Regions from separate parts of the Homo sapiens genome. Here region 1 is linked to region 2. A link is an interaction called in ENCODE POLR2A ChIA-PET data of the cell type or tissue named here. Cell type or tissue: PC-9. All regions are shown on one strand. Links, peaks and the distances in the headings refer to the core of each region. The heading gives the core; the rest is flanking DNA.

Region 1 (4,398 bases), core at 288-4,287, 170 kb before region 2:
GAGCTCCATACTCCTTCCTCCTTTCTACTGCCCTCTCCCTCCTCTTCTGAGGTTGGATGGCCTTAAGAACGTGTATCAGCCATTCACACCCAGGGGGACATCAGTGTGCTGAGAACAAGGTCCTGTGCCTAACCAGGAGGCTGGCTTCTGCATCCTTCTCTTCCTCTGCAAAGCTTCAGCTAATTCCCTGTGTCTAGGAGCCAAGAGGTGGGTGCAGTCAACCCCCTCTTCTTGTGGCCTCCCTTTTCTATTTAATTTCTGAGAATGATGACATGAGGTGGCCTAGGGATTGCTCCTGACAGCCAGAAAGAACTGTAATCTCTTTCACTCCTCAAACACCATTCTCCAGGGCCACAGCCCTGGCCTGAGTACCTATGTGGACAGCCCAGACTAGCTCTATTCAAGGCCTCAAAGTAAGCCTTTCCTTAATTCAATATTTCTGGATCTTAGTGCAGAAATTGACAGTGATATCTCTCCTCAGGCCTGTCATCCATGGAACAAAAGGAGGTGTCCATGGGTTCAACCTATCTCCCTGGATTCTACATTCCATGTGGGATCCAAACCATCCTGAAAACGAAGTGTCACTTTGTCTGTTTTATAATTTGTATGCATCTCTCTCTCAAAGGGCTTTTCAAAAGTGGGTGATTTAGGGCAGGATTTGCAATTCCTCAATTTCCTGAGCATGTATAGCATTAATATCACCCTTAGATTCTGTGGTACCCCCAATTCTAACAGTTGGTGCTTGACAAATATCACTCTTCAGTGCTCTTGTCCCACCTAACAAAGCTGAAAACAAGACCTGAAAGGATCAATTTATTTCCAAGGGCAATGGGCTGAATGGTGGCCCAAAGACATTGGATTTTAATCCCTGGAACCTATAAATGTCACCTTATTTGAAAAAAGAGTCTTTACTGATGTGATTACCTTAAGGATCTTGACATGAGAATAACATCCTGGATTATCTGGCTGGGCCCTTGATGCCACCACAAGTGTCATCATAAGAGTGAGGCAGGAGGAGATTAGATGTACGCAGAGGAGAAGGTGCTACAAAGACAGAGGCACATTGGAGTGACGTGGCCAAGGCACTACCAGAAGCTAGAAGAGGTCAGGAATGAATTCTCTTCTAAAACCTCTATGGGGTCCCCTGATGACACTTTGCTTTCAGACTTCTGGTCTCTAGTACTGTGAAATAATAAATTTCTATTGTTTTAAGCTACTAAATTTGGGTAATTTGTTACAGCAGCATTAGAAGACTAATACACCAAGTAACTTAACTGAATCTTATAACAAAACCCAAGAATACTTATAGGAATACACCATTATTCAGCACCTAACAAGATAAAATCCACAATGGCTAACATCCCACCAAAAATTACCAGGCATGCAAAAAAAGCTGAGAAATACAACACATAAGGAGAAGAAAAATCAGCTGAAACTGATTCAGAAAAGACTCAGATAATACAATTAGCATATATAACTATATAAGCATATATAAATATATAAGAATATATTAATATATTAGCATATATAATCTTAATTGATCTTTATATATTATATGTATATAACTTAATATAATATATATCTTTTTATATATTATATTATATAGCTTTATATATATAATATATATTATATAGCTTTATATATATAATATATATTATATAGCTTTAGATATATAATATATATTATATAGCTTTAGATATATAATATACAATATATTATATATATATATAAAGATCAGGACACGGATGCTGCCAGGGATACAGCTGAAATACAGAATTATGTTACAAAAGGACAAAAAGGAGAACATTGGCAGACAGCTGGCAGTTCTAGCCATCACCATAAAAAAAAAATTTGTATCACCAGTTGTATTAGTCAGGGCTTTATAATTGCAAACAACTCAAACAGATGTGGTTGATTTCAGCAGAAAAAGCATTTAATAAAAGGGTATTGTGTATTTCACAGACTTCAAAACCAGGCTTAGAAATTGAACAGGGACAAATGAGGCCTGGCAGCAGCCAGGACCACAGCTAAAATCTTGCTCCAGAGCCCATCTAGTGAGGATAATGCTGGACGTCACAGCTCACCCCTGAAGTCACCATCACTCCACATCTGGTGCTCCTCAGCCACTGTTGTCACTAGAAAGTCCACATTGTTGGCAGTACTGCCGCCAACCTCCAGAAATGTTCCTCCTCCTCACAGCTTCTTTGCACTACTAGAAGGGTGCATCTGCCAGGAAGAGCTCAGTCATATTCTGAACCCCAACTGCAAGGGAGACTGGGAAATGAGCCTTCCACTTCTACAGTGGGAAGCAAGTTTTGCCTCTCATCAAGATTTACAGGAAAAGAAATCTTCTGGAAACCTGAAGAGGGTACAGAATCTGAACTATCAGATAAAAAGGAAAACTAATAACAATAGTAATTGACAAAGATCTGTTCCATGGATTCAGATTCTACTGATGTTAGTGAGAGCCATGTGCTTTGCAAGTCAAACAGGCGATCGTAGCACATGCAACTCATCTTCTGCTCCTCAGGACCCTCTAGTCACATGCCCACACCCGTCTTTGCTTCTTACTCCTGTCAAAGAACAAAATTTTAACAAATGGAGTTTTAAAGATCAAACTATCAAACCAGCTTTTCTTAGTTCATAAACTGAACATCATCTAGTCCACAAAATAGACAGGAGCTCTGCCAGGCATGGCGGGAACAGTCCATTTTTATAAAGTAGCTTGAGCAGGAAGAACAAGCAAAGTCCATTTTTAAAAAGTAGCTTGAACAGGAGGAACAAGGAAACAGCATGGGGCAAAAACCTGGTTAACATCAGGTTACTTTCCTTGCACGGATTAAAGCAGAGCGGACTTCCTTCACATGCCGGCTCAGGTTGGCTGGTTGCTGTGAATCTCATTGGGTTTTTTGGGAAAACTGGCCTGTCTGGGGGTTTGGCTATCATCTCTCTCCTGACTTCTCACATAGTACAAGTGAAAAGCTTAGTTCTCAGTTTGGTGATGAGGAGCATTAGCATGAATGATTCTATTTTGGGTTGGTCTGTTGGGACCTAGTGCAGAAGAAGCTCGGCCCAAATGAGTGGTCTTCCATAAGTTTTCTTTAACTTTGCTAATGAGTAGATTTTAGTCAGACATATTTGAGGTTTATGAGTGATCCTGAAGAAGTAAACGATCCAAGTCTGTGTTATGAACTTCCTATTTTTGGTGATTTTTCTTTGCTAACATTAGTTACTTTATGGACGTCCTATTAAATGCCAACTGATTTTCTTTGTATTCAGCATGGAGAAAAGTAAAATCTAAAAAGAGAATGGTGATGAGTTCTTTGTGCTATAATACTCAATGTAGAGAATGACGTTGAGCCTATTTGGCCTGACCAACCTGCTTCCTGGATTAAGTCTTGATCTGATCAAAGACAAACTTCAGCTGAATTAAATTTAAAAGAGTTCAATTGAACAATGAACGATTCACGAATCGGTCAGCCCCCTGAGCCAGAGTATGCTTAGAGACTCCAGCACAGCCACGTGGTAGAAGATTTATGGACAGAAAAAGGAAAGTGAGGTACAGAAAACAGAAGTCAGGCACAGAAACAACCTGCTTGGTTACAGCTCAGCGTTTGCCTTATCTGAACATAGTTTGGACAGTGGCTACATTTAACTGGCCGAAACTCAGTGATTTGAACAAGTGTAGGCTACAGTCTGTTTACACCTCCACTTGTTATAGTTGACGATATACAGAGGAACATTTAGGCCGAACTTAAAATATGTAAGGAGGCAGCTTTAGGCTAAACCTGATTGAACAGATCTGTGATGATTCTTAAGCAGTCACCCCCATTCTTCTTAATTCAAAGGAAGCATTAGACCAGAGAGTATCTGACTGGAAAGACCAGTGTTTCCAACAGCTGCATTTGGGATGGAAAGATCTCTAGACTCTTCCTGTCCCTATCGTTCTATCCCTTGAGGTTAATTCCTTTGGCCCTTCCATGAAGCTCTGATTAAAATACAAAAATCACAGGAGGAACAACTGATAAAATATACCTTTTCTTTTTTTTTTTTTTTTTTTTTTTTTGACCCAGAGTCTTGCTCTGTGCCCAGGCTGGAGTTCAGTGGCACAATCTCGGCTCACTGCAACTTCCTCCTCCCTGGTTCAAGCAATTCTGGTGCCTCAGCCTCCTGAGTAGCTGGGACTACAGGCACCTGCCACCATGGCTGGCTAATATTTGTATTTTTAGTAGAGACTGGGTTTCACCATGTTGGCCAGGCTGATCCTGAACTCCTGGCCTCAAGTGACCTGCCCACCTCAGCCTCCCAAAGTGCTGGGATTATAGGCATGAGCTGCCACGCCTGGCCAAAAGACATCATTTTTAACACCTTCAAGGAGTGAGATTTTAGGTAATAACT
Region 2 (4,398 bases), core at 99-4,098:
GAGATGCTGATGCCTGTTCTGTGTAATTCACAGGGTGAGCAAGAACATCCAGTATAATAATGTGCATTAAAGTGTGCAGAAAAATATTAAGTACAGAGCAAATCCAAGTTATTATTAAACAGTCTTACTTTTACAATTAAAATTTAATATCAGAGGAACAACTTGGAGGGACCATTTGTTCTTTGTAGATCTGGGAAAGGATTCTTGAACAAGGCTATAATATGATGCAACTTCATAAATGGAAATCTCAGGGTAACTTTTTTTGTGATATTTTAAGTAGATTTGAATTGAAGAAACTCAGCCAAGTTATCCTGGTCCCTCTTCCCTTAAATACTTTTTTTTTTGGTTTTATTTTTTATTTTTATTTTTTTGAGATGGAGCCTCACTCTATTGCCCAGGCTGGAGTGCAGTGGCATGGTCTCGGCTCACTGCAACCTCCACCTCCTGGGTTCAAGCACTTCTCCAGCCTCAGCCTCCCGAGTAGCTGGGATTGCAGGCGTGATTTTTGTATTTTTGTAGAGATGGAGTTTTGCCATGTTGGCCAGGCTGGTCTCGAACTCCTGAACTCAGGTGATCCGCCAACCTCAGCCTCCCAAAGTGCCGGCATTATAGGCGTGAGCCACTGCGCCTGGCCATTTTTCTGGTTTTAAAATCAAGGAAGCAACTAGGTGGTTGTTGGGTTTTTAAGTCATGAACCTATTTGTAAAGGAGCGTGCTTTGCCTGATATTATCTACTCTAACCCAGTAGATTTATAAACACTAATTTCTACTGTTTTAAGACCACTTTTTATTAAAAGCAACTAACAGTAAATAAAACCAACCACTAAAAGAGATAATTTTATCAAGAAGGGTTTAAAACAATAAACTTTTAGATCAAATATAGTACTTTCCTCATTTATCTTTCACTTTTCCTTTTGTAACTATCCTAGACCTCATTTCACACATCTCACACAGACATTGGTTAGAACAAATGCTTCTTTCTTTTTCTTTTTTTTTTTTTTTTGAGATAGAGTTTCACTCTTGTTGAGGCTGGAGTGCAATGGCACGATCTCGGCTCACTACAACCTCTGCCTCTCAGGTTCAAGCGATTCTCCTGCCTCAGCCTCCTGAGTAGCTGGGATTACAGGCGCCCACCACCACACCTGGCTAATTTTCCATTTTTAGTAGAGACGGGGTTTCACCATGTTGGCCACGCTGGTGTTGAACTCCTGACCTCAGGTGATCCGCCCGCCTGGCCCTCACAGAGTGCTGGGATTTCAGGTATGAGTCACCGCGCCCAGCCAGAATGCTTCATTCAAGGCCTGCTGAATTCCTATTCGGAGCCTAACCCACCCTAGAGCTGTGCCTTACAGGCTAGCTCTGCCTGCTGCATTAGCTCCCTGTGTCTTTCCATGTCTGTTTATTGATCTTTCTTTTTTGTTTTTGTTTTTGTTTTTGTTTTGAGACAGGGTCTTGCTCTGTCTCCCAGGCTAGAGTGCAGTGGCACTATCTCAGCTCACTGCAGCCTCAACCTCCTGGGCTCAAGCAATCTTCCCACCTCAGCTTCCTGAGTAGCTAGGACTACAGATGCTTGCCACCACTCCTAGTTAATTTAAAAATTTTTTTTTGTAGAGACGAGGTCTCACTATGCTGCCCAGGCTGCTCTCAAACTCCTGGACTCAAGAGATCCTCCTGCCTCGGGATCCCAAAGTGTAGAGATTACAGACATGAGTCACCACACCCAGTCTGTTTGCTGATCTGTTTTAAAGGAATGTCTACATTCACCTTTTCTAGGAGTCAGTTCTCCAAATCACTCTACCTTTCACTTTGTAAGTAACGGTGGGGAAGAATAAAATAACAATAAAATAAAATAAAAACAAAACTATATTCACTCCAAAGAGAAGAAAATAATTCCCTTTTGTCCTTTAAAGAGTGAAAATATTCATTACACAAATCAGCAATGTCCACCAAAGGCCACTGCTCATCAGCACTTAGTGTAGTTTCCAGAGAAAACATCTAAAATGCATAAAAGTTAAGCAGTTTTTGTATACCTAGCTTTTAGCTGATTTCATGACTGCTGTATAGCTTCTTTGTAGATAGTTTCTGCAGCTGTTTCATGAATGTTATGGTATGCCTGCGAATTGAATTGAAAAAGACTGAGTTCACACGGCTTTTGAATCAGTAAGCTGAAGCCCAGAGGGGTTAGGTACATTGGACTGGAAGCAGAAGGGATGGTTTTAAAGAGCAGCTGGTTGTTCATCTTCACTAACTGGCAGGCAGCCTTTCTGGGGTGTAGCTGCGCTGCAGGTTGCACAAAAGAGTCTCAACGCCCCTCCTGCTACCCAGGCCTAGCCCTCGCAGCACTAAATGGGTACATTCTTGACAAATAAGAAACTGGGGCCCGATATGCTGATTCCCACATCTGTATTTAGATCCCACTCATGACACAGTGTATGACCACAAGCAGGTCACTTAATTTCACTGGCCTAAGTTTCTCCATCTGTTAAAGACATCTGTTGTCTGTCTTATAGGTGAAAATGAAAGGAACTAGCTATGCAAAGTATATAAACCACAGTGGGTGCCTGATCAGTGTGACATTTCCATCTTTTCCCTTTCCCTCTGAACATTCCCCTCCCCAAAGACCCCCGAAGAGAAATGGCATGATATCTTCTGCCAACAAACTGATAGACGCCAGGGTGAAATCAGCGGAATTCAACTTGTGATTGGCATGCATTTATTAAAACATCCTTCTGCTTTCAGGAAAATCAGAGCTCTTTATTTCAGATGGAGTTATCTCGTTGGCTTACTATTTAAAATAAGAATTTGTACCACTATACGTTGGCTAACTCTGATGTTAAAGGAAACTTGCTGAAAACTGATTTTTGTTTTGGCAAAATATAGAATTACTACTTTTCCTGGTGGGCCTAAGCCAGATTCAGTGCCAAGAGGGAGGTAGGGAGAAGTAGGGTTTTTTTTTTTTTTGCCAGCAGATGCCATCAATCTTGAAGTATTCTGGACAAGTGAGGAGAGCATAAATTAAGACTATTGACGTCAAAATCCAGATAAACTTGAATCCAAATCCTAGTCTCATCATTTTATCAACTATGTGCCCTTGAGCGAATTACTGAATCTCTCTGAGTTTCTCAGCTGATTGATCTACAAAAAGAGGAATATACATGTAAAGTGGCTAGCACAGTGCCTGGTGCTTACTCAGTGCTCAAGGGGTGGGAATGGGGGAACGTAGGTGTTTCACAATAATTATTGCCATGAACTGGGTATGTAGGAGATGAATCTGGGGGAGCTTCTGGGTAATCACAAAAGCATGAGTGACTGTGATGAGTTGTATTAGCTTCTGAGGGCTGCTTTGCTTGTAAAGTACAAAGTACTATGAGCCGGGTGTCTTAGAACAACAGACACTTATTGTCTCACAGTTGTGGAGGCTAGAAGTCTAGAATCAGGGTGTCAGCAGGGCCATGCTCCCTCTGAAACCTGTAGGGGAGGATCCTTCCTTGCCTCCTGTAGCTTCTGGTAGCCCCAGATATTCCTTGGCTTAGGCCATCGTAACTCCAGTGCTTCCATAATTTCATACGGCATTCTCCCTATGTCTCTTCACAGAGGCTTCCCTCTGTGTGTGTCTGTGTTTGTGTCCAAAGGGCACCAGCCACACTGGATTAGGGCTCATCCTAATGACCTCATCTTGATTACATCTGCAAATATTCTGTTTCCAAATCAGGTCACATCCTGAGGTACTGGGGGTTAAGACTTTAACATATATTTGGAGGTGGAGTATACAATTTGACCCATCATCTGAGTATACATACTTCTAGATTAAATGCAACGAGCCTGGGCATTACCTCCACATTCTAAAATTGGGCACAATCTCCACACATTGGGCACATTTCTTGCAACCTAGAGAGGCCTATTGTGAAAAATGATATTGTGATATTGGTTAGCTTTCTAAGTGAATATTTTCTCGTCACAAAAGAGCAAAAGTTCCCTAGACTCAAGCGTAGGCAGGGACTTTCTTTTTAACCCCACTGAGTGAAAGGCAACCAGGAAGTGTGTGCATGTCCATTCACCCCAAAGGAAACAGCCTTGCATCATAGACAGAGCCATCCCAGGTCTACATAAGTTCATACCATGGAGAATATTTTTCCTACTTGCTTTCCCTTTCCTGTATATATGTTCAAATGTCTGACATTAATGAAACATTCAGTGTGATCCAGGGAAGTATCATGAGTCTGTTTTTCCTGAATCTGAAGGTTTTGGGGCTGGGAGGGAGATCATGTAAACCACCCCCTACTCCCAGGAAATGGAGTGGCTCTGTGATCCAGCTACCCCTGGGAGCCTAGGAAGGCTTAGGTTTCATGAGCCCACCTCGGAGCTACAGGGAAATCTCCATCCAAGATCCCCAGATAC

Evidence for each region. ChIA-PET counts read pairs that join two places held together with the same protein. Peaks named below come from ENCODE experiments on the same cell type or tissue, not always from the same donor. Only the 100,000 strongest peaks of a DNase experiment are listed, where the experiment ranks them.
Region 1: POLR2A ChIA-PET joins it to region 2 with 9 read pairs; 4 of 35 experiments call an interaction of 5 or more read pairs at or near these places.

The regions. Positions count from the first base shown.
Region 1 is chr7:134,724,805-134,729,202 of GRCh38, forward strand. The region is part of intron 1 of LOC124901750 (a long non-coding RNA gene); the gene reads right to left. It also overlaps a transcript of CALD1 not described here. Among named protein-coding and RNA genes, the nearest start is that of CALD1, 53 kb to the right of the region's middle. In PC-9, for the core only: no CTCF peak of the experiment used is centred there; no DNase peak of the experiment used is centred there.
Region 2 is chr7:134,898,221-134,902,618 of GRCh38, forward strand. All of the region lies in intron 3 of CALD1 (caldesmon 1), which reads left to right. Among named protein-coding and RNA genes, the nearest start is that of AGBL3, 86 kb to the right of the region's middle. In PC-9, for the core only: no CTCF peak of the experiment used is centred there; a DNase peak (open chromatin) is centred at 1,721.